Linked DNA regions of Homo sapiens: region 1 is linked to region 2. A link is a loop called in an ENCODE intact Hi-C map of the cell type or tissue named here. Cell type or tissue: ascending aorta. All regions are shown on one strand. Region 1 holds the start of LINC02897 (long intergenic non-protein coding RNA 2897). Region 2 overlaps ZNF670-ZNF695 (ZNF670-ZNF695 readthrough (NMD candidate)).

Evidence for each region. Peaks named below come from ENCODE experiments on the same cell type or tissue, not always from the same donor. Only the 100,000 strongest peaks of a DNase experiment are listed, where the experiment ranks them.
Region 1: it touches region 2 in a loop (2.3-fold over the local background); 29 of 110 quality-filtered maps call a loop at or near these places.

Annotation. Positions count from the first base shown.
Region 1 is chr1:247,110,755-247,113,254 of GRCh38, forward strand. It overlaps LINC02897 (long intergenic non-protein coding RNA 2897), which reads right to left and starts at 1,663. Exons shown (of 1, transcript NR_167894.1): 1 at 1-1,663. In ascending aorta, no CTCF peak of the experiment used is centred here; a DNase peak (open chromatin) is centred at 1,197; H3K4me3 peaks cover 1,927 bases; H3K27ac peaks cover 1,473 bases.
Region 2 is chr1:246,946,371-246,948,870 of GRCh38, forward strand. All of the region lies in intron 6 of ZNF670-ZNF695 (ZNF670-ZNF695 readthrough (NMD candidate)), which reads right to left. It also overlaps a transcript of ZNF695 not described here. Among named protein-coding and RNA genes, the nearest start is that of AHCTF1, 16 kb to the left of the region's middle. In ascending aorta, no CTCF peak of the experiment used is centred here; a DNase peak (open chromatin) is centred at 1,041; H3K4me3 peaks cover 523 bases; H3K27ac peaks cover 2,500 bases.

The sequences.
Region 1 (2,500 bases), 160 kb after region 2:
TGCTGGCGGAGATAACACTCCCTTGAAGCAGTGGAGTACAATCAAACATCTTGGCTGCTCCTGAAACCCGCTCCCACGCATTTCAGTCCGGATAAGGTAAAGATCTTAAATAGTTTAGACACACGCCTTTGCTAGAGGAAATTCACAGAAACCGCCACGGCTACACATCTTATTAAATGAGTCACGAGTTCTCCTTCATTGATTAATCCTTTTCCTCATCCCTTCTCACCCCTCCCATTTGCCCTAAGAACGAAGAGCTGGTAAACCAATAAATTGGGTGGAGGCCGAGAGCTCGGGGCCGCGAGCAAGCCTCCGACGCCCTGGTCCCCTGGACCCGCCGGTTAAACTGTGATTCTCTTTCTAAATCCTTTGTCTGCGCCGGACTCGGGGTACCCGCCGGGTGGTGTGGGGCTGGTTTCCCCACCAGCTCTCGAACTCCTGCACTGAAGCGCTCCTCCCGCTTCAGTCTCCCCAGTGGTTGGGATTACAGGCGTGAGCCCCCGCGCCCGGCCAAAGGGCCCCCTAGGACCGGCTGTCTCCCCCGACTACGCACCCTCGGCCCCCAGCCTCGCGCCAGACACGGCGCCGCAGCCCCAGCGCGCGGGGGTGGAGAGAGCCGCGGGGCAGGGGCGCCCTGTGGGTCCCGCGGTCACGCCGGATCGCTCGGCCGCAGTAGTGGGGCCCGGGCGGGCGCAGGGCCGGGCTACGGGGACCGGCAGGCGCGCGAAGGGCCCGGGGCGCCGGGAGGACTCGGGTTCACAGTCGCTCCCGCTCCGGAAAGTTTGCGGCGGCTGCCCCGGGAGGGACTTCGGCGGGGAGGAGGCGGCGGCGCCAGGTGGCCGAAGTCGGAGGGGTCCGTCCGCTCCCGCAGCCTAGGAGCGCGCCCTCCCCGCCGGTGCCGGGGCCCGTGGTGGGGGTCGCACCCACCGCCGCTTGGCCGGGACCGTCTTGGCTGGCGCCGCCTTGGAGCTCGTAGGCACCGCGCGCGGTGCGGGGAGCGGCCGGGGCGGAGGGACCCAGCGAGCCCGGGGAGGGCCGGGGTCCTGCAGGCGGAGGCGCCGGGGAGGGTGTGGGGTCAGGGCCCGCGCGGCGCTGCTTCTGCTCCCGAAGACTGCGGTCGGAGCTGGCGCAGCGGAGGGTGCGGCTCCCGGAGCGCGAGGCCGCAGCGGGGAGTGACCGGAAGTGGCCTCTGCAGCCGCGTCCCTGGGCCCATGTCAGGGACGGCTCTGGCTGAAGCAGGAGGACGGCGTTTGGAGGGTGGGGTGGGCGCGTCCTCTCGGCGGCCCGCGTGGACTGACAGCCACCACTGCCCCCACGCTGCCCTCGTGCCCGCGGTTCTAAGAAGTCGAATGCCAGGCGGAGGCGACGGGGCAAATGGCCCAGGCTTGGGAGGCCGCTGGCGGTCCAGGTCCCGCAGGATGTGGAGGATTTTCGAGGAGGGCCCAGGGGCTGGAGGGTGCACAGGCCCATCTTGCACAGGAGCCACGGCCCCGGCCTTAGCTGGGCGGAGCAATTCCGGTGCCGCCGCCCCTTCCCCGCCCGGCCATGCTCGGGCTCCAGGCGGGCTGCTGCAGGGGGCCTGATCCGGTGGACGATCGGCTCCTCACCCCGGCAAGGGCCCCCACCTCGGCCGCTGACAGCCTCGCAGGGAGGCCCCAGCGATGAGCAAGGGGGCTGGCGGGAGGACGGGAGGCCCCGCCGGCCTGAGTCCTGGACAGGTGATTGGCAGGTGAATGAGCTGGAGTGTGCAGCGTGCCTGGCTGGGGGCCAGGGAAGATCTGCCGGGACCTCAGGGGCTGCAGGCTGCCAACTGCCCGCCCCAGCTCTGGATGCCCTACTCGAACCTCAGTTTCCTCACCTGCCAGGAAGGACCCGTATGTCAGGGGTGTTTTGACGATTAAACTGGACAATCCAAATAAACTCGCATTAGCCCTCCTTGGCCGCACATCTTTCTGACTTTGTACGAAACTCTGGAATGCCTGTAGGTGGGGAGGCAGGCAGGCCAGACCTTGGCCCCTGGCTGCATTGTCCCTTCTGGGCGCCCCCACTCCTCCTGGGCCCTTTTAAAGCACATACCTAGCGAAACATCTGGACCTCAGAGAGCCTCAGAGAACTTTGTGCATTTCCAAAACCAAAATGCTTTCTTCCCTGACCCCATGTTCTCATCTTACTCCAAAACGCAAATTCCTTGGGCAGCCAGCTTCAGAAAAGGGCCTCAATTTGATGTTTGTTCTCTGGGACCCACCCCAGGGCCCTTTTGATGGAGCATCATTCCACCTCCATCCCCACCCCCTCCCCCCGGGGCTTCCCCCAGTACACTGGGGGCTCTTAACTGTAACAACCTGGATCTGGCCACTAGACTCCCAAGGCAGGGGACAGGGAACACAGTTCCCCCAGCAGACTGGCCTAGCCATGGCCTGATGAACAGTGATCTCTGGGCAGGAGACCCAGGACAGGAAATATCTCCGCCCTCTACTGTCAGACCCTCCTGCCTTCGGGG
Region 2 (2,500 bases):
GGTCCCTATTATGTTCTCAATTCTTATGCGGTCTGATTTCTTACTCATTTTTAGCCTTCTGATAAATTTTCATACCCTCTCGGACTTTTACTTATTTCCTGGCATTTTATGTAGCCAACAATTGCACTCATTTGTGAAGGTTGAAAGGAGGGGTGATGAGCGAGATGGCATCTGGCTGGCAGCCAGGCGGGCCCTCTCCCGGTGACAGCACCACAAACCTGGCTCCAGTCTTGCTCTTGGAGAAAACTTGGTCATGCCAGGACTCCTAGAGCTCATCTGTCTCAAGGAGACTGACTTGTGGGAACCACAATCCTAAGAAGTGTATCTAGAAACCAAAATTCTAACTTACTGATTGATAATAGTGGATATTTCTTTGCTTTAACTGGGATTCCTGTAGGCCTGATCCAGAGAATCCTCTCTTCAGATAGTGAGATGTGTGGGAAACCGAGTAATCAAAATATGGCTTGGTGAACATGAAATCAAAGAGTAGGCTGTGCGCGGTGGCACACGCCTGTAATCCCAGCACTTTGGAAGGCCAAGGCAGGCAGATCACGAGGTCAGGAGATCAAGACCATCCTGGTTAATGCAGTGAAACCCCGTCTCTACAAAAAATACAAAAATTAGCCGGGCGTGGTGGCGGGCGCCTGTAGTTCCAGCTACTCCGGAGGCTGAGGCAGGAGAATGGCATGAACTCGGGAGGTGGAGCTTGCAGTGAGCTGAGATCGGGCCACTGCACTCCAGCCTGGGCGACAAAGCGAGACTCCGTCAAAAAAAAAAAAAAAAAAATCAAAGAGTAAATGGGGTGATAGGGTTTTTTATTTTTTTTGGGGGGGTGGTTTTTTTTTTAGAGACAGACCCTCCCTTTGTCGCCCAGGCTGGAGTGCAGTGGCCGTTCACAGGCACTGTCATGCCTGTCATATAGTGTGCACCATAGCCTCACACTCCTGGGCTCAAACAATCCCCCTGCTTCAGCCTCTTGAGAAGCCGGGACTATTGGCATGCACCACTGTACATGGCTTGTGGGGATTGTTTTGAAGGTTTGGGAAGCCTGGTGACTCACAATTGCCTCTCAACAGAGAACAGTCTGTTCTAGATCAACACAGCCAACTCTGGGTCTCCGACTTCCTTTCCCGCACTACTGCCATTCTAAGCACAAGGTCATTCCACACAGGGCAGAGTACAACAGATTTGGGTTTTTGCTGATGAAGCGACAATCAGGCTTTTCTCCCTGGCATTGTTTCTGGGACACTGTGAGTGGTATATCGGGCGTTTCCATGCATCTCAACCACACGTTTATTCACAGTCTCTTGATTTAATCCCACGGATGGATAATTCTATCCATAATGGGTACAGACATCACTTGTTTTATTTTCAGAGGACAATCTTATGTCTTACTTTAATTTCTGGTGCTCACCTCCATGAATTACCATGTACCAGTATCACAGCCTTCTATAATTCTAATGGAACATTTAAGTAGCTATTGTTTTTCTAATATAATATACATGCTGCAAAATTATTGCAAGGAACGGGACAAGGAAAGCCCTGTGGCAGGAGAAAATTCTGCAGAGTTGTTTGCTGAGGCCATGATTTCATTCCTTGAATACTGGAAGGATAATGTGGTATTGGGAAAGAGCACAGTTTGCTTGGAATTCTGTCTCCACACTCATTACCTGTGAGGCGATGAGTGACGTCGTTGACCTTTTCTTTTTCTTTTCTTTTTTGAGACAGGATCTTACCCTGTCACTCAGACTGGAATGCAGTGGCGTGATCTTGGCTGACTGCAACCTCTACTTCCCAGGCTCAAGCAACTCTCCTGCCTCGGCCTCCTGAGTAGCTGGGATTACAGGCACTCACCACCACGCCTGGCTAATTTTTGTATTTTTAGTAGAGATGAGGTTTCACCATGTTGGCCAGGCTGGTCTTGAACTCCTGACCTCAAATGGTCCACCCTCCTCAGCCTCCCAAAGTGCTGGGATTACAGGTGTGAGCCACCACGCCTGGCTGTAGTTGACCTTTTCTAAGCCAATGCCACTCCAAGTGTGGATCCCAAACTGTCTGTACGAGGCTGCGAGGAGATAAGGGGCTTGCACCAGAAAATAAAATGAGCCACGCCACTCAACACACTACTTAACTTGGCTGACTTTTTTTCCAAAGTCAGACTTTCTCAATGAAGGAAACAGTACCTTGATTTACATTCTGTCCCAGGTTCCTTGGCAATAAAATTGGAAAATAATACTAACTTCACAGGGCTGCCACTGTAGAGATTAAATTAATGGTGTTGCATGAAAAGTGTCTGGCACGATGTGTGTACAATAAATAGTTGTTTTAGTGTGTCTGAGTTGCACAATTTAGCACTAAGAGCAAACTTTTCAAGCAAGTTTATAACCAGCAACAGGCTCATAGAAGACAAGAGAGGTAAGAGGCTAAGGGCTTTATACCCTGCCATTCGCCTCATTGCTCTGAAGACCCTAAGCCTTGCCTCTCCCTAAGCATCTATTCC